Linked DNA regions of Mus musculus: region 1 is linked to region 2. A link is a loop called in an ENCODE intact Hi-C map of the cell type or tissue named here. Cell type or tissue: heart. All regions are shown on one strand. Each heading gives the region's core, and the rest is flanking DNA. Links, peaks and the distances in the headings are about the cores only.

Region 1 (10,338 bases), core at 1,493-9,492, 630 kb before region 2:
GGTGGTAGTTATGCAAACCCCACACACTTGTCATGGTAGCTCATTTCTCATGGGCTCAGATCCTCTAGCCTAGGGTAACAAAGGGATAAAAGGTGGAATTTGCAGGTAGCCTAAAGAGGCCTCAAATTACTTAATACCTGAGTACCTAGAGCCTACTGAGGAACTAGAAGGTTCAGCATGAGCTCGTGGGCTTAGAAGAAATACAGAGTCTTAGTCTGCTATGTGAGACCTACTCAACCTACCTGTATTTTAACACAGCCCTCAGAGAATTGGAGGATATCATTTACAATCTGAGAATCACAGTGATTCTCAACCTTCCGAATGCTACAACTGTTTAATACAGTTCCTCGCGTTGTGGTGACCCGCTGCCATAAAATTATTTTCATTGCTACTTCATGACTGTAATGTTGCTACTGTTATAAATGATAATACAAATATCTAATATTTCTGATGGTCTTAGATGACCCTTGTGAAAGGATCATTTGACCCCCACAAAGGGGTCACGACTCACAAGTTGAGAGCCAACCACTTGTCTAAAGGAAGGCAAAAAGGAAAGACAAGTTTTATGGGAGATAGAAAGGTACTGAAAAAGAAAATAGTGGATAGTTGACTTGAAAAGGGACATTGGCCTTGCACATAAGGACCTTCACAAAGTTGCCTGGGACCTGCAGGCAGTATCATGGCCGCAGCTCCAGGTGCAAAGGCCGCCTGCTGAAGCCCGGCTTATTGAGCTCAGCAGGAGTTGTGAATTTGCTTTCCTTCTCTAAATTAGAGACAGATTGCAGGCTGCAGGCTATGCCATGGAGACGGTGGCAACCACCTGGTCTGTCCCCAAAGTCACCCCGAATCTTGCTAGATTCTGCCAACCCCAGGCCACTCAGCCTGGGATTTCAGACTTTCCTGTAGCAACTTTCCCAGCATTGCCCTTCCTCCAGCACTGACCCCGGGGTGGGGGGTGTGGCCAGAGTGTAAAAGCCCCAGGTTCTCCCCAGCCCCTCAGAGTCAATATGCTGTGGTAAACCCGGGAAATCTGTGTCAATTCACACAAGGAACTTCCAAGACCAGCCCAAGTCCCAACTTGAGATGCAAGTGAAGTAATTGTACTTTGGCCTGACTTTGCAGGGCTGCTAATGTAGATTTTCTTCTGCGATGGCTGTTACATTTCTGACTATTGGCAAGAAGGAAAAAAAATAGCTGAATTCTCTCCGTTTGAATGAATACCTTTGCAAGTAAGGTATCTTTCCTAACACATATTACACATGTTCCCTTTCTGTCTCTCTGTCTGTCTCTGTCTCTGCCTCTGTCTCTGCCTCTCTCTCTCTCCCTCTCTCTCTCTCTCCCTCTCTTTTTTTCTCTCTCTCTCCCTCTCTCTCTCTCTCTCTCTCTCTCTCTCTCCCTCTCTCTCTCATGGTTTTGTGAGGTGTGCCAATAAGGTATTCAATCCCTGTTCTCCATCTAAATGAATAAAAGTCTATCTCGAAACGATTCGGTAACTTTCACATTACCTGGGAGTCAGGGTGATTTGGGTTTTGCCTTGTTAAATTAGGTTGGATGCATGGTTCTATGAGGTTACCCAAGAAGAGGAGACATTTCCCTGCAAATGAGGCCATTTTCTCTTAGCATGGCAAAGCTATGTAGTATTTTGGTGGAGCCTGTTGGACAAACTGCATATGCCTCAACTATTTTCAGCCTTATTTGTGAATTTCCTTTCCTTTAAAAAAAAAAAAAACAAGCAAGCAAGCAAACAAACAAACCTATAGCTCAATGGTGCTGATCTGCCTCCAGTCATCTCCAAAGAAGGGCTTAAGCTGCCGGTGTTTGCTTTCTGGTTCCCCTTTCTAGAAATTTGAGAGGCTCAGCTGGGAGCTGTGCTTTAAGGGTCAGGAGCTGGTCTTTGAGGGTATGAGTGATTCCCTGCTCTGCATCCTACAGCCACATATAGCTCTGGATCTCCATAGCCACGGGGGTACTCTGATGGCTGTGCAAGTGTGTATTTGACCTGTGATGGAATGCAGATGGACGCAGCCAAGAGGAGAGCTGGTGGAAAGGCTGTCCCCAGCCATGCAGCTCCTGGGCCTAGGCATGCTGAGTAGCTGTGGAGTGTCGGAGCAAATGTGTTTAACCAGGACTGTGGGTTCTGTCATCAACCTCCACCGTCCCTGCCTGTAGAAGTCTGAGCTTTAGTCCGTTGTGGCCCATTGATGGAAATATTCAAAACTGCCCTGCCTATTCCACAGAGGCGGTCTAAGTCATAGGTGTAGTCTGTCAGTGAAAGTAACCCGTCACCTGGGAATGGGGAATGGATAAATGACTCTTCCAGCTGTGTGGTCCTCAGCCCCCTGGGGGAAGGACCCTAACTCCCCAGTGTTGGCGAACAAAAACTCCTTTCAGAGTGGCCTCACAAGCTTTTTGAAACAAAGCTGGGTTTTTTAGTAAAGCCTTTGTTTGTCTGGACTCAGCCATTGAGAGGAACCACAAAAGAGGATCTCTCACCCCTCAGCACCCACGAGACTCTGTTGCCAGTGTCCCCTTCCACCCCAGCACGATGCCCAGCCCCATGAAGACAGTCTCTGTTCTCAGGAACATTTCTGCCCTCCGTAAAGCTGAATAGTGTCCATTTTATGCCTCTTGCACCTTTATTTCAAAGGATCCCAAGCACACGATCCACTCTGTAGCTTGCTCCGTACTGTTAGACAATAAGGGGTCTTTCACTGACTGGCCCAGTTGAAATGCCACCACCATCGTCCGCCAAGCAGCTTCCAGACAGCTGTTCTGGGCTGTGCAGAAAGTATCTCTCCACTAGAGATCATGTAGAAAGCCATATTGCTGACAAGGGCTCAGTAAGACAACATGTAATTTGTAAAGCGTGAATTTCTACAAAACCCAGTGTATACTCAAACCACCTCCCCAAGAATCCTAAAACAGTGGAACAATCCTATTAAATGAGGATGCAAACTTTGACACTGTTCATTTTTGGTCTACTGCAAATGGCCCTTTTTATAAACAAGCAGACCTCTTAAAATGCCATCTGTATAAAGACAGATAGAATAAACTTTATTCAGTTGGGTTTCCGAATGGCTGCGAGCATTAATGTGCTTATCCTGAAGTGGTTCTGCAAAGGGCTCACTGTGTGTCAGCACTGGGCTAGGAGCTTGGGAAGCCTCACATAAAGGAATGGTTCCTTGGCCTCAGAGTCCTGCACACCACTTTTAGATGATCACACCTCCTATGTGAAAGCAGGAAACTAGGGGTAACTTCAGACCTCTGACCAACTCTTTGGCCTCTTGGAAAACAACTCTAATCCTCAATGTCACTCATTGTTGTGACAGCATTTAACATCACAGTTCTCAGCATGGCTTCTCATATTGAAGTTTCTTTTCTAGCACCAACTACATTGAAAATCTGACTTCTTTTCTTGTTTCTTTTAAAAAGAGTATTTAAAATTTTGGTTCAATGGGGTTTATATATACATACACTTTAGAGTTCCGAAGCAAATGCTCCAAAGATGAAAGAAATTTGAAGAGTGATTAATCTACCAATCCACATGTAGTGGTCTAGCCGAGTGCCTGGGAGACCCTCACCACCTCAGCTCTTTAGTTTGTCTCCGTCTCTCTGAACCCTTGCCCCTGTGTATGCGTATAAAGCTGGTAACTACTTGTAAAATTATTATGATGCTTCCATAGAATCCGTTCTGCCTTCAGTCTGTTGTGGTAGAAGGATAAGGAAAATAGAGATTGCTTGAATGTTTTTCAAAAACTCAGATTCATAATCGGAGAATTCTCTAAAACCAATCATCAATAATTCATTAAAAATCAGTTTCTGCCTGACTGTACCTGTAACTCATCAGACTCACAGGCTGAACATTTGAGTCAAGAGAGCAGAAACTCAGAGTCAGCCTCTCTCTCTCTCTCTCTCTCTCTCTCTCTCTCTCTCTCTCTCCCTTTCTCTCTCTGTGTGTGTGTGTGTGTATAGATGAGCTCTTAATATCAGGAGCTGTTAGAGAATTTTGAGGGATTTAGGCAGGAAGAGAAATGTGGATTAGTGACATTGGCAAAATTCTGTGGAAGAGGAGGAAAACCTGGCTTTAAAGGAAGACATTTTACAGTTGGGGCATCACCAAGAAACCCAACTTAGCTTGGACAGAAGTTGGTAGAGTGGTGGCCTTACTTGACAGGCTTGGGTGAAGGCTTCGTTTTCAGACATTTACTTGACCATACAGATGGTGATTAGTGGAGAATAGAGGGACCCCTGGGTTTCTTGAAGCTCAACCATCCCCTTCCCTTCCTCCCCCACCCCCAAACTCCACCTTCCCAGGAGACAGTTGGACTACAGATGACATCATCTTAGAGGCAAGGAATTGCATATTAAATATTTATAAGTCATATGACTGAGCACTCCTCACACCTGAAGGCCTGCCTTCTGCAGTTTCTGACTCTAAGGCCTGGGATAGAACCAGATGCAATTAATATTAACAATTCCTGGTCTCACCACCAATGCTGGCACAGCATTCACAGTTTGGAAAACACCGATCTAATCTTATCTAATAGCCTTAGCTTACAATGAAAGGAACTGAGGCTCAAAGTATGCTTAGGGTTTAAAGAGAACGTCAGCAGACAATTACTTATCACTTTCCCAGTGTCACCTGTGCAAGGTCCAGGCTAGTTCTCAGTCCCCACGGAACAACGCCAACATTGGCTACCTTTAACTTAGAACCAGCTTCTCCACTAGTAGCTACAGTTCTTGACTACTGTGGAACGGAGTTGCTCAAAGGTACAGGAGTAAGTGAGCCAACTTTGAGACTTTTACTGTTTATGAAAATGTTACTTTAATAAAACAAATCTCCCATAAATTAAACATTTACTATCTCCCTAAGCTTAGAGCCTGCAGGTGGCAGTGTCTTCCTTCTCTATGCACAGTCAGCCCAGGCTTATTTCCCCTGAATGCATAGCAGACTTCCAGATCATACCACCCACCACAGCCTGGGATGGGTGGGACTGGGCAATGGCATCTAGAATTCTGAGAACTGTATCATTCCAGAGTAATGCATGAGGATTTGGAGCTTTTGAAAATGTTTTTATTTTTCTAGTTACATTTTTATCCCTTGCACAAGGCCCTCATACTGTGAGTAGCTGGAAACTAGACACAGAGGAACATACCACGCTGGCTTTAGGAGTTCAGTCTTGAGTGAATGTTCTTCACAGCGGAGGCTTCAGGCTTCCAAAGCATCCTTTGATGCAGAAAAGTTGGGGGTGAGAAGAAACATCCAGGGAAAAATATTCTAGGAACGGCATCACAGAAATGCCAAAGGGAGAGACAAACAAGTCTGCGATTGTCGCCGAAGAACCCCCAGAGATTACGCACGAATTCACTATTTCTGTATGACCCAGGTCTTGCAGATGGCCTGTGGTCACAAGGTCTCCATTTTGTCAGCAGTCAGTGACACACAGAGAGAAATTTCCCTCTGCTTTCAACCCTGTGATGCAATCATCGCTGCAGTATGATACACTCAGGACTCCCTTCTTCCTCCCAAGAGCCCACACTGGTACCTATTACTTATGGCTTCTCTGTCTTCACCCTCTGAAGCCAAGCGAAGGTCAGTGAATTGCATTTTGATTAGTCTTCCTGACTCCATCCCTCTCTTACAAACTTAAACTGTTGTCTCCAAGTTTTCAACAGAAAGAGACGGAACTCCCTGGCGATGCTCCAGCTCCAGGATGGAGAACTCCTTTCATACATGGTTTCTCAGTCTCCTCATCATATCCTTCTTTCTGCATTTGCTGGAACCCTAAACAAACCTTAACCAAAATAACGGTAGACATTTGCCTTTGTACATTTTGTTCCTTTTGAAAACAATATTACTTGTTTTCCAAGATTAAATGTCCACGGCGGAATAGTTTCCTCATTCTCCTACATGGTCGAGCTATCATTCCGTAGAGCCTACATCGCTCTGCAGTGTGATGTGCCTTCTCACACTAGAGGGAAGTGCCTGCAGCACACTGTAGGTGGAAGTGACTTCAACACACTGTAGTGTGATGTGTGTGTTTACCAGTTGCTTCTGACTCTTAGCCTGGTTTTACTTCCTTCCATTGCCCACTGATAAAACGACTAGCTTTTTTCTTAACATTTTCACTTATATTACAATTAGAGAATTAATAGAGACTTAGTTCTTTGACAAATTTTATCTTAAGAATATTTTAATGAATTAAATTTGTTCCCTGACACTTCATACCTGTATACAATGTGTTCTAATTACCCTCGCCTCCCACTCCTGTCAACCTGCCGGCCTCCCTTTTCCAGGTGTCCTTTTGTTTTATTTTGTGACCCACTGAGTCTTTAATCACAGACTTGGAACTCTCCACTGGAGCCTGGTGGGCTCACCAGTGGGTACCCAACTAAAGGCAATGTCTCTCCCTCCACCTGCTTCTGTTTGTAGCCAGTATTCAACAGGGAGGAGCAGGGTCCCACAGGGCCCTCCCTACCATGACTGACTGCTGACAGGGCAAGTCTTGTACAGGAAATTGCAGAAAATAAAGAGAAAGGGGACTGTTTTATTCTTCTTCATACCCTAAGGCCCAGCAGAGAGGTAGGCAGTGGATGATAAATAAGTGTGCCTGTGCTTCTAATCAATTAATCCTCCTTGAGATAGCACTTTCTTCGCTTTCCCTAGTGAAACCTCCTTTTTCTACCTTAGACTTTCCCCTTCTGGGCATTATTTGACTTGGCAAGTCAATAAAATGGCTTGACTTTTATAAGAGAGAGGTTGGTGTGAAGAGAAAGGCAGAAATGTTGATGCAAAGACTCGTGGGAAGTGAACTGCTAGTTTCCACGGGTCCTGAGTGTCACCAACATCGTTTTCAGCCTCATCACTGTCACCTGTTGTTCCAGACATCTTTTTTTGCCTTCTTAGATAAATTGACCTTTTTTTTAATAATCACGCTTCAAATGTCTTTTTTTTTTTTAACTTCATCCCCTGTTCTATGTTCTATTGCATTAGTAATACAGCACGGCCAGTGTGCACTTTGCCCGCTGTCTTCAGCAGCTGACCTAAAGGGAGGTTTTGAACATGGCCCTGTTTTAATGTGAAGGTCTGGCTCAGTGTGCATTTAAATTCACCTGTGCTATTGGTTCCTTCTTCCTCCAGGCTGAAGGTCTGTGTCTCTCGGAACATGTCATAGGCTCTCCTGATCCCTGAGTACACAACGCTGTCCAGTGGTACATGTTAGCACTACTCCTTATGATCCCTGAGCACACACCACTGTTCATTGGTGAGTGTTAGCACTACTCCCTGTGATGATGAGGGAGGAATACAGAGAAACCCAGAGGCAGGCAATTGTGGGAAGGCCCCATGCCAAGAATGTTAAACAGTCTTCATAAGGTGACACTTGGTCAGCTAACCTGGGTCATCAATGTCAATGATGATGGTGAAGCGTAGCTCTCATTGTAGCTGTGGGAGACGAAGAAAAGACAGTGCAGTGTCATATCCTTTCATCCTAACATTTGGGTAGTGGGGGCCAGAGGAACCCAAGTTCAATGCCAGCCTGAGAGAGCAGTGACTGTCAGGAACACTCTGCAGAATGGGGTTGTCTGGGATGATGGGTGTTCAGTCTAGAGTGGCCGAGCTGATTGAGGAGGAAAGCCAAGAAAGACTAGACATGTGTCTACAACTTCTCCTAAGACCCAGTGGAGGTAGGAATTAGTGTTATGTGGTACTTCCCATTAGGAAGCAGCAGCTGCAGCCAGGTGCTATGTTTGATGGAGTAACACACCAGAATTCACCACAGAGAGCCCCAGATTGTGCAGAAACAGCTCTCTTAAAGGTACTTTCTTTTTGCCCCAAATCTATGGTGATTTCTAATACCTTCCCAACAAAACAACAGCAGTTACCAGCAGCCATTTTGTAGAGATGTTTTCATGCTGGAGTAAGATAGACTGGGAGGGTTTCAGCTTTGTGTGATTTAGAAGGTAGTAAATGCTTACTAAATGTCTGAAGCAAGAGAAATGTCCTGAACAAAATCTCTACATCCTGAGAAGGCTGATGTCTAACCATTGCTAATCACACTGAAAGATATTTGAGATTTCCATACACTATATTTATAATGACCAATAAGATATACTTGCACTTCCATTTTTTACAAAATAAGATATATTGTGTGTATGTATTTAAAGCATGATGGTCATGCAAACACTGAAGAATCCACCCCTAGGCTTAGCAACATCTGAAGCACATGTACATCCTTGCTGTGATCCATCTTTTTGACCTGCAATTTGGAATTTTATTATTCCTATAATTTTTCTTTACAGTTTTTACATTTATATTTCTAAACAGCCCAGTTTGGAACTTTAAACAATACTATATGAGTCAGTATAAGTGTGTGTTTGTGTGTGTTTGTGTGTATGTGTACATACGTATCACATCTAGAAATATTTTCCATCTTTTCTCTTTGCTTTGAGAATTCTTCCTATTTACTGATTTCTGGTATTTTATAAAAACAAAAGAAAATCTTATTTATTCAAACTGTTATCAATGGACAGTTAACCAAAGATTCCTCAAAGCCTGTTAGGTACATTCACATCATGTTCTAGGGGATAGGCACAAACACCTCCTGAGATCAAAATATCATCTTCACTTTGACTAGGTAAATTTATTTAGCACACATGCAGAGACTCTGGCGATTTGGATGGTTAGGAACATTAATTTCCCCTAAAATATCCAAGTAGTGAGTCCAAGAGAGCACTGATCACTATGAGGCAGACTGCAGGACCTGGTTGGGTGGGAAGATGAGTGTTTGGACTAGAGAGGCGTGGGAGACCCAGAGCATACGGTAAGGACAGCTGTTTCCCGGAGAGGTCCTATCATTGTACACTCCTGCCAGCATGTCAGAGGCCTCTGACTGCTCTACACTGGCCTACATTGACTGTTGCAAGACTTCTACACTTAAGACAATAAAGTGAAAACAAAGTAGTTGAGGTTTCAATTTGCATCCTCCTCTTGATAAAGTTGAAAATATATTTTTTAATATTTATTGACCATCAGAATTTTTCTTCCATAAATGCCTTTATATGTATCTCCAATTTTAATGGAATTAATAATTTTTGTTATTACTTATATGTAGAATATATTAATTCTTTGACAGTTATAATGTCCAGCAAATAGTTTCTTTTAGCTATGAGTCAAGTTTTAGTTTCTTTATAAAATTATGGTAATATTTGACTATGTACTACATACATGTACACTGAGAAAGTAAATTCTGAGCTATTTTATATCCTGGTGGCTGGCATGTAGCAGTGTTTATTTTCAGGATATTACAGTAGAACTGAACAGCTGAGGCCTTGTCCTCACTATTTCATCCTACACAAAGGGAACACTTGGCTGGTGCTGAGTGGTTGTTTATAAAGAGAAGAAAATGGAGGCAAGCTGTGGTCATTCTCTATTTGCTATTAAGAGTATAGTTCAACTCACCCTTTCTGCTTCTACTTTGAATGGAAACAGAAGTGACCACCCAAAAAGAGAGACAGTGGAAGACTCTAGGGGCAGGGGCAACAGCTGTAAGGTTGGAAAGAATTGGGGTGACTGCGGTTCCCGCAGCTGCCCTCTCCACTGGCTTACAGGCCACAGCTCTTTATGTCATTGCTTCCAGCACATCCCTTACCATCTCCCTCTAACCTGTCCAGTGCTTAGTCACTGTGCTCCCCCCACTCTATCACAGATCATAAACCTCCATGAGGTGCTAGTCTCCTGGAGATCATGGTGTCCCGGTGGTTCTCGAAACAGAACATCGAGCAAATACAAAACTCCTGCTCATTGCTCATTATGCAAATGAACAGGACTTGTGTTTATTCAGCCTGCTCTTTCTTGTCCCCCCACCCCAACCCCTCCAGGCTGTTATCTCAGTTTGCTGTTTCAAGGGTGTATTGCTCTGTCCTATCTCAGACACTCTCCTCCATTTCTTCAATGTAAAAGACGATTTATCATAATTTATGGTTGAGATAAATTTACTTTGATTTTCTGTCCTGCTCAACTTGCTTAAAAAAAAAAAAATCAATGGTTTGGACAATGCCATTGATATCTTCTGGATCGAGTAAGCATCTGTGTGAATCAGGGAGGGATGGAGTAGATGGCTGAGTCCATAGGTAAAGGATCTATAACCACTAGCATGTACCTCTCAGCGGGGGGGTGGGGGTGGGGTGGAAGAAACAGCCATGCTAATTGTAGAGGAAATGTCCTCCCCAGTGGTAGACTGACCTATTCTGACCCTTCAGGGTTCTTTGACTCTTCTTCAGTGAGAGTACCACAACTTTCCTCACCTTCAGGCTGCTTTGCAATTATGTAAATTGTAG
Region 2 (10,338 bases), core at 848-8,847:
TGTAGATTAAACTATGGATTACAGGAACAGAAAATTTTACTGTTTTCTGGACTTTCTTTAAAATGTCAATGAAAATAGCTGAGGCTTTAGGGAGAAACTGTGTTTCTACTCCCCTGTCTACCTTCACTCATGAGCCTGCTCTTGGGAGGGGTCCTGGATGGTGCCAGAAAGCCTCCATCCTGTCCTCCCTGTCTCACACCTCTACACTGACTTTGTATAGAAGAAAAACCAATTATTGGGAAGACAAAATATGTTAGTTGAATTGAAAACGCTATAAACAAAAAGTACCACATCAGCCAAATTCCAAGAAACTTGACTCGCTGGGTTCTTATTACTATGATTGGCCATGATGATGATAATCATGGCATCAATTTTCTGGCTAATTGGGTTAGTTACAGTCACATGGAAGTTTGGGTACTGTACCACAGGACATTTCCTTGCACATTCATTCAAACAATTCTCACTGTTTGTTCCTATAGATTAGCTTCAGAGTTGTGTGAGCCAAAGTAGTTATTGCTATGGGGAAGTATGGGCTACAGCCAGAATTTAAGAATAGATTAGTAGTTTGTTTTATTAGAAGAAATTCTTATAAATGAGGTAGATTTGAATAGTTATGAAAGCAAAGGGAGACTTTCATGTGTTTAGGGGTTTCATATGGGGAAGTGTATCATTCTGGAGGATGGTAATACACATAGGTAAACATATTTACAATGGAGACCCCTGGGAAAATGTACAACTTTAATTCCTCCAAATGGAAATGGATATTACTGGATGGTATTTCCTATGTCAGCCAATTTTTCTGACCCATATCCATTATGTTAACGTTCTTTTCTAGCACACTGGATTAAAATCTGGACCATTCGTGCTTAACTTCATCCATTATTCATAGACCTTGATTGCTTCTGACATTAGTATATGAACGAGGAGGTCTAGAAGATATTCCATGCCTTGCGTAATTATTGAGATTTCCTGTTTATCATTTAGGTACATTTTCTAACTATTGAAACCTTATTGCTTAAGGATTTATGCTCAACAATTCTTTGCAGAGACAAACAGCAAAGTGTGCTTAGGCAAATTGTGTTTTTTGACCCAACATCAGCCCCCCAATTCATATTGATTATCTTCAGCATCAGTAATGAAATGGAGTCCAAGAGTAAATGCTGGGCTTGGTGGGGGTGTTGTTTGTTTTACGGTGCAAACACTTGAAGGAGAATTTATGGAAGCAGAGGGCTGTGGGTCAATAGCTTAAAAAAAAGTCCTCAAATGTAAACAGGAGTAGTACTTTCTGAGCTGCGAAAGAGACAAGAAAGGAGACTGATGGGGTGGGGACGATGGGAAGCAGGAAGACAACTGAAGACTGGCTTTGTAAAATGGTCCACATCTGAAAGGAATTAAGAGAGATGTGGGTCTGAGAGAGGCCAGTTCTCCTGAAACATCAACCCTTGAGACCCCTGTCTTTCCAGTTCCTGACAGGGATTGCACAGAAAACATTTTCCTCGAAGTCTCCCACGTTCCCTTCTTATCTGTAATTCTAGAACCCTGAAATTGGAATCAGTGCATTGAGCATCAGGGACAGATAGAGTGATTAGCTTTTGTCACTATCATAATTCAATGAGGAGAACCAAGAGTTTTGAACTCAGAGCAACTGCAAGCATTTGTTGAATGCAAAGCTACAGCCCAGCCTGAAGAAGATGCAATTCTACCACAGCTCAGTCTTACCAAGAATCTTTAATGACAATCAAGTTTCCATAGCTAAATCTCATGTGGTAATTTTAAACTTCACAAACGTTTCTTGTCTATGTTTTTGGGAAATTCTTCAAAAATGCAAAATTAGTATTACTCATACTTTTCATAGATTAATATCTAAATCTCAACATTTAAGGAATATTTTAAATTCAGAAGCAAGGAAGTAAAGAAATTCTCTTCAGCTAAGTCTGATAACTTCTCAGGATTTGGGTAGAGGTCTGCAGATTCCAAGGTCATGTTTCTCCTGCCTGTCCCCAGCACCTAGACAGCCTTTCTCAAACAAGTCTGTCTTGTTAACCTTGCCCTTAAATCACACATAAGGAGTGGGAAGGCGCTGCCCGTGATTTCCTACAAAGACAGAAGCTCTAGGCTACATTCAGAGAAACCTCCCCACATCCTGTTGCAAATCTTTAGCATAATATCTAGAACATCTTTTAAAGGTCCACTTTCTTAATAAGAAAACATCAGCTCAGAGCTCAGGTGACTCTGGTTCGCAAGTCAGTTATGGGGCATTTTCATAGAGGTTTATGGTTTCATTAAGGCCAATAGCATATTCTGTCTGCATGTGTCCCTGCGTGTGTGTGTGTGTGTGTGCACGCATGAGTGTGTCTCTTTGTGTGTCTCTGTGTTTGAGCATGTGAGTGTGTCTCTGTAAGTCTCTCTCTCTCTCTCTCTCTCTCTCTGAAGTTGAAAATGATGAATCTGAGGTATTTAGCTTTTAAGTATCTTCTTCTCAAATTGCCTGCTACTTTATTTAGTTATATTGTTACATTACCTTTGCTTTGATGCTTGTGTTTCTTAAAAACTGCTTGTGAATAATGAAAAAAATGACATTGGAATGGAAATGGATATTACTGGATGATATTTCTATGTCAGTCTCTCTCTCTCTCTCTCTCTCTCTCTTTCTCTCTCTCTCTTTCTGTGTGTGTGTGTGTGTGTGTGTATGTGTTCCTCCATTCCACTCTCATTCTACTGCAAGCCCTTTCTTGCCCTTCCAAATTCTAGAAAGCCTGTTCAGGTTAATTTCTACTTCTTATAGTATCTAAGATATTGTTTGTGTATATGTGTGTTTAATTAAAACTTTATTATAAAGAATTTGTGAATAAAAAACATCTCGGACTGAAATCAACCAGACCCAAAGTCCATCTCTCTCAAATGAACTGCTATTCAGTAAGAACAACCATTCTGAAGCTGCAGAGCTTCAAGTTAGACTTTTCATTTACCATGGGCGTATTTTGGGTGGAAAATAAGTGTACAAGAATGTATTAAATAGTATCTGCAGTTTAATGACACTGCTGTTAAAAAGTTTACTTAAGTTCTACATCTAGGTAAGGAAACCACGACTCATGCATGGGAAAAACAAAGGTTTGGTGATAGCTTCTAGGAAGCACAGATAATAATGCACTGAATGAAATATGAAAGGCAATTTTTAAAAAGAAAAGTCAAAAGGATTCCATGACAATTAGATGTAAGACATCATAATGGAAGCAGGCAAGATACCCCAGTGGGTAAAGGCACATGCCATCAAACATGGTGTAACTGAGTTGTACCACTGGATCCCATATGATGGAAGGAAAGAACTGACTCCAAGAAGCTGTTCATAAGGGCCCACACATATATACACACAGTGACTAACTAACTAACTAACAACTAACTAATTAACTAACTAACTAACTAACTAACTAACAAAAATGCTATGTGACATTGCATGGCCAGTCCTGGTATCAGTTTAAATAACACATCTTCTAGCTTCCCGCATTTTCACTGTCATTTTTTCATTATTCACAAGCAGATTTTAAGAAACACAGGCATCAAAGCAAAGGTAATGTAACAATATAACTAAATAAAGTAGTAGGCAATTTGAGAAGAAGATACTTAAAAGCTAAATACATCAGATTCATCATTTTCAAATTCACAAATACAAAACCATGCCTGTTGTATAAAAGCATCCAATGAAATGGCAGAGAGTCACAATCCGATCAATGTACCATGAACATGCTGTTAGACTTCATTAAAATGAGGACTCAGAAGAATATGAGAACTATTTTAAGGCAGTGTTCTTCAGAGAACCAGATGTGCTGAAGATAGCCACACACTATGGAGAGAGATCAGTCTCAACTTGAAGTGAATGAGAAGCAGGCATTATTTCAAAATTTAGCCTATTAACTTCAACAACTCAAAGCTCCACAAATTCACTAACGTCTAGATGATGTGACTGTACTAAAAGTGCCCTGACTACTCCTTGGTGCAATGCCTACTTTATATTAGAATGTATACAGATACTGGGATTCCTTCTAGAAACGTTGTAAATATTTAGTTACTGGTGGTTTCAGCATTTATTTCCTGGCATCTGATCTAAGAGTGTATATGTATGTGTACACGCATACACATAAACACAGATACATAGGAGTGAAAGATTTCTATTTTTAAAACCATTTTTCAATAACATGTGTGCTCATCTGCTGGTATCTTCAACATTATAACAGTGTTTTGAAGTCACAGCACACAGATGTGCCTCTACTGGCAGCAAGTGTCCAGTGTGGAGGCCTCTCCACCAGCGCCAGATAGTCTTCTTGTTATGCAATCACTTAATTAACTACAGACTTCATTCCCTTACAACCCAATCTCAAGACTCATGCTAAGGCTGTTACTGCCCCCTATAGAACTTAAAATAGCCACTTCCTCTTTTCTCCCACTGACAAAGACTATGTGTTCTGACAGCCAATATTTCATCTCAATAGAAACAGCTCACTGTAGGAAGTGAAAATCATGTCCCTTTTTGGTCCAATTGTACAACTTAAGGAACTGCAGATATTACTTAATTTCTCTCTTTTAATCCAGTGTAACCCTACTATGTTTGATGTTTAAGGATTAATCATGGAGTTCTCTTGTGCTTTCTTTAGTTTTGGTAAGATAATTTACAGGAAAATGTATAGATCAAAACATATTTACCTAAACAATTTCATTTTGCATCTAGTACAGAAATCCAGATCTCTGTAACATTTTCTGTGTTTTGTTATTATATCTTTAAATCTTACCACTGCAAGCAAACGTGAAAATCCTTAAATTGCTGGCCTCAGAGTTCCCATGTCAACTGGCATCTGCTCAGGTTGGAGTTCCTGCCAAAAGTCAAAGACAAACATTTATGAGACAGAGCCTGATGGCTGATTATTTAATCCCGTGTGTCCAGCACTGCCAGCATGCGTGGGTTTCAACTGCCTGCTGCTACTTTAATAATAAGCCCTCTTACATCCAGCTGAATGCAGTGTACCAATGGATGCTTCCCCCTGCTCTAATAAGAGACCGATTATCGATCTTCACCTAGATGGTCCCATTGAGACCAGGCATTCATGAATACAAACAGAAAAAGAAAAATGGCACACTGAATAATTAGCTTTAATAAATAGGAGCATAATTTCTATGAAGAAAATAGTGGCCAATCTAATTATGAGGGCAATTTTGCTGAATATTTTGTAAGAGGTATAGGGTACCAAATATATTCAACAGTCAAACTAAACAGCAGTCTCCAAATTCTGTCTCTTCCCTTGGCACAAGCTTTGGAGGCTGGGATGGAGCACCTTGCTCTAACCACTCTACTGGGATAGACAAATACGGACCCAGAAATGGACACGCTGAAATGAAAGAAAAATGAATCTTATGAACAAAGTGTAAAAACTTAAAGATAGCATGGTGAGAAATAATTGAATTAATGTTTAATCAGTTCATTTAACCTGAGATACCTTAAATCAAAAAAATAAAAATAAAAAGATGAAAAAATAAAAATAAATTAAAAAAAAGATGACACAGAGCCTGGAGATATAGCTCAGCTGGTCAAGTGCCTTCCAGAGGAGCAGGAGGGGCTGTGTTAAACCCCCAGTTCCCACCAAAAGGCTGTGCATAGTACATGCCTGTAACATCAGTGATGGAGGAAGGCACAGAGACAGACTTACCCAACATCCTAGCCAATATGTGAGCACTTGGCCCAGGGAGGAGACCATGATAGCCTACACACACACACACACACACACACACTTCATTGGATCAGATTTGAGAGACTCTGGGATCTCTCAGTTCTGCTCTGATGTTCCAAGTCATTAGAGGGCACCTGACTGGATTGTCTATGCATCCAAATATATATATATATATATATATATATATATATATATATATATATATATATATATATATATATATATATTTGCTCTGAGGTAACAGATACCAGTTTCCTTATTTTTCACGGATGACATAAGCACATACATACATACATTCATTTACCATCTGAGATATTTTAAAGCTAGAACATACAGTGCTTAGTCCCTCTGATATAGGTTTGTGTTTTAGAAGCACATGACTATTCATGATAGCTTTTTGATGGAAAAAGAAGACATCAGCCTTATATTTACCATCTGCTGAATTTTTTAATGAATAAATATACTTGATTTTTTTTTAGTAAGTCAAAAATATGGATCAATATTAAGGATGCAAGTTTTCACTTATAACTTTGGAAGAGTTCTTGAGCCTTCTTTCCAAAAGATCCTGAATCAGGATCTGGGCCGGCTCCCGGAAGAGGCCATCCTGTTGTGCCTCACCCAAAGAGCCAGCTCATGACTCAGCAGTGAGGCCCCGATGAGATGCACTTGGTGAGAAAGCCCCTTTCAGTGAAGCTGTCACCTTGTTGAGTTTGCTGATTCTGTCAGCACAGGCTGAGCTCGGAATTTAGTGGGAGAGTTGGTTAGAAGGCGTCAGATGTGGTACTTAAAACAGAAGCTGGCTTAAACCTTTGCCATCAGCAGGACAGGGAGAGTTTGTGTGGGTGGCAGGATTGCTTCATGCTTGTTTCAGTTGTGTATTAAATAAATGATATTTTGAAACCCAGGAAGCAGACACAGATACCCCACCACATACACATACTGTCATTATTTAGTCAAAACCTTGAGAAACAGTATTTTGCATGAGGGGCTTGAATCTTTTCTTCCTTAGAGAGTTGGTAAAGCTCATGTGTTTATTCATTTGATGAATTTGCCACTTATCTCATCGCTCACACCAGAATGTGCAACTTCTTATCAGACCTTATCTTTTTATTGGATATTTTCTTTATTTATATTTCAAATGTTATCTCCTTTCTCAGTTTCCCTACCTCCCAGAAACACCATATCCTATCCTCCCTTCCCCTACTTCTATGAGGGTGTTCCTCCACCCACCCACTCCCACCTCCCTTCCTTCAGTTCCCCTACACTGGGTCATCTATTGAGCCTTCTCCTCCCATTGATGCATGACAAGGCCATCTTCTGCTACATATGCTGCTGGAGCCATGTGTAGTCCTTTGTTGATGGTTTAGTCCCTGGGAGTTCTGGGGGAGGGGGTCTGGTTGGTTAATATTGTTGTTCTCCTATGGGGTTGCAAACTCCTTCATTTCTCTAACTCCTCTCTTGGGGACCCCATGCTCAATCCAATGGTTGGCTTCAAGAATTAGTCTCTGTATTTGTAAGGCTCTGGCAGGGCCTCTCAGGAGATAGCCATATCAGGCTCCTTTCAGCATGCACTTCTTGGCATCCACAGTCGTGTCTGAGTTTGGTAACTGTATATGGGATAAATTCCCAGGTGCAACAGTCTCTGGGTGGCCTTTCCTTCAGTTTCTGCTCAACACTTTATCACCATATTTGCTCCTGTGAGTATTTTGTTCTCCTTCTAAGAAGGAGCTAAGCACCAACACTTTGGTCTTCCTTTTTATTGAGCTCATATGGTCTGTGAATTGTATCCTGGTATTTGGAACTTTTGGGTTAATATCCACTTATCAGTGGGTGCAGACCATGTGTGTTCTTTTGCGATTGGGTTACTTCCACACTTGTCATGCTCTCCGGTCGAGTCAGCTTGACAGGCTGAGGCTTGAAAGCTACTCACGAGGCAAAAGAGTTTCACGGAAACTCACTCCTGAAGTCTGGTGTTCTCTCTAACCCATACATTAATTTTCCATTCCTGCGATAGTCTAGTGTATGGATCCACGTGCTCTCTTTTAGTATTATCCTATTATAAGTGCCTTTTAAGATTGAATTCTGACATAGCTAAAGCCAGTGTTCCAACAGTCCTAGAACGTCCTTGAGTAAGACCATGGGCTTGGAATTCAGGAAGAATGTTGCTATTCAGTGACATTCAGAATAGCCTCTGGTATTACACTATCACTTAGAATAAAAGCCAAGTCACTCCCATATACAGGAATTTACAATGGTTTAGGAAGTAGATTGGGCTGTGGTTTTAGAGTATTGCATTATTCATGAGATGGTTAGCTAGAATGGAACTCCCTAGTTAGAACCATGACTTGGGTGTGAAAGCCCTTGCCCTAGGAGAGTAAAGACATCACACCTGGCTTCTAAGACTATAGCTGAGTTACACCCAAACACATGTATTTACAATGGCCTAAGGGGAAGGTGGACTATACAATAGACTAAAATAGGAACTATGGCAAGGGCACGAAGCCCTTGACCCTGGCTTCTAAGATTAAGTGAATCTTAGGTGGAGCCCTTGTTGACCCCAGTTGTTAACAAAGAATTCTATCCCAGATGGTTCCCGTTAGACCTTCTGTGTTTGCATTCCTCTGTTTTATGTAAGAATCCAGTTACCTCTTTGTACCTTGCAAGTGTGTCACCCAACTTCCTTATTGTCTTCTGCATAAAAAGTTTGATGCTTGATTTGACAAATTACATTCAGATTTTACACAACCTCTCCTGTGTGCATCTGTCTGTCATTCATCCGATACTTTGCCCACCCGCGACTAGAGACCCGTTCCACACAGACAAAGGGGCCCAGAGGGTCTGTGGCACTCACTCAGGATGACATTTTCTAGTTCTATCCATTTGCCTAAGAATTTCATGAATTCATCATTTTTAATAGCTGAGTAGTACTCCATTGTGTAAATGTACCATATTTTCTGTATCCATTCCTCTGTTGAAGGGCATCTGGGTTCTTTCCAGCTCTCGGTTATTATAAATAAGGCTGCTATGAACATAATGGAGCATGTGTCCTTATTACATGTTGGAGCATTTTCTGGGTGTATGCCAAGGAGTGGTATTGCTGGGTCCTCATGTCGTAAGATGTCCAGTTTTCTGAGGAACTGCCAAACTGATTTCCAGAGTGGTTGTACCAGCTTGAAACCCCACTGGCAATGGAGGAGTGTTCCTCCTTCTCCACATTCTTGCCAGCATCTGCTGTCACCTGAGTTTTTGATTTTAGCTATTCTTACTGAATAGGTAAATCTTAGGTAGAATCTTAGGGCTGTTTTTATTTGCATTTTTCTGATGACTAAGGATGTTGACCATTTCTTTAGGTGCTTCTCGGCCATTCAATATTCTTCAGTTGAAAATTCTTTGTTTAGCTCTGTACCTCATGTTTTACATCTAAGTGGACCCTTCTTCACAAGTGTTAACAACCTGTGACTGACCTTGGGGCACAACTTGCAATCTTGTTTCTGCTTTCTCTGACATAGCAAGCAGCCTTAGACAAATGCTGTCAATCTACACCTACACCCCACCTCTCTTCTATGAAATAAGAGAACAGATCTAGGAAATTCTGAGTGTACTTTCAGCTTCAGCATCCTAGGAAAAGCTGACAACATGGGGATATGGAGTTGGCCAGTATCTGTGTCTTGGCATGTGCTCTTGGCTAATGTTATGTGGCAGGAAGTGAAGTCCAGAAAGCGATGATAGTTTAGTTACTGTAAGATCAAAGGTTGAACTCAGAATTTCAACTCATATATCAATGCATACTTGGTTCTAACCAATAAGGTTTTACAGCTCTATTCCCATTACACTCTTGCTCACTGACCAAGGAGTGTTTCTGGCAGAATTTTCTTTTCTTGGCTGACAGAGGAATACAGTTTGTCCTTTGGGGTTCTCTCACAGATTTTCTCAGGGTTAGAACATATGCCCAGGTCCCTGGAGGTTTGTACTCCCACACGCACAGCTGTACAGCACACAAGGAAAAGTTATATACAAGCTTAAAACATACTCAGCGTTTATGAAAATACTCTGGGGGTACCTTCAGATGTGTTCCAGGGACATTTCTGTTACCACAATATTGCTAAGTTATTTTTTGGATCCTTCCTTGGACTCAGATATTAATGTTTTAAGTTCATCACAGATCCTCATTTACTTGTCCAAAGTTCAACACTTGGCAAGCACACCTTGCAAAACCAACAGATACTTCTTGCTTTCCTGTAGAGTACAGTCTAATGGGAACCCAGGAGTGTATATTGAGAGTGAAAGAGGGGTACAGGCATCCCAGGAGACATACCCACGCTTCCTGATTTGTCCTCCTTGGAATTTTCAAACTGGTTAGGAGTCTATCGTTCTCTTGGCATAAATCAGTTTATCCAAATCACTTGAGCTGTCTTTCCTTATTTTCCCAACCCTTCTTTGGCTATCAAAATGTTACTGCCCACTAACAACCGGATCATGCTCACCACTCTTGCTCCTACTGACCCTAAGGATGCATAGAATAAGCATTTTATTCATCTCATAATGCTGAAAATATAATAATTTAACATATCTACTGATGCTAGATAGTACAAATAAATTAGTTCATCTTCATTTTATAGGC

The links. A loop is a pair of places that touch in the nucleus more often than their neighbours do. Peaks named below come from ENCODE experiments on the same cell type or tissue, not always from the same donor. Only the 100,000 strongest peaks of a DNase experiment are listed, where the experiment ranks them.
Region 1: a loop joins it to region 2, with 8 times the contacts of the local background. A loop is called at or near these places in 6 of 42 quality-filtered maps.

The regions. Positions count from the first base shown.
Region 1 is chr2:124,923,220-124,933,557 of GRCm38, reverse strand. No RefSeq gene overlaps it. Among named protein-coding and RNA genes, the nearest start is that of Gm39920, 130 kb to the right of the region's middle. In heart, for the core only: a CTCF peak has its summit at 4,876 (motif pointing right); a DNase peak (open chromatin) is centred at 4,927; H3K27ac peaks cover 310 bases.
Region 2 is chr2:124,293,102-124,303,439 of GRCm38, reverse strand. It overlaps a transcript of Sema6d not described here. Among named protein-coding and RNA genes, the nearest start is that of 4930583P06Rik, 76 kb to the right of the region's middle. In heart, for the core only: CTCF peaks have their summits at 4,180 and 4,388; DNase peaks (open chromatin) are centred at 4,299 and 4,919.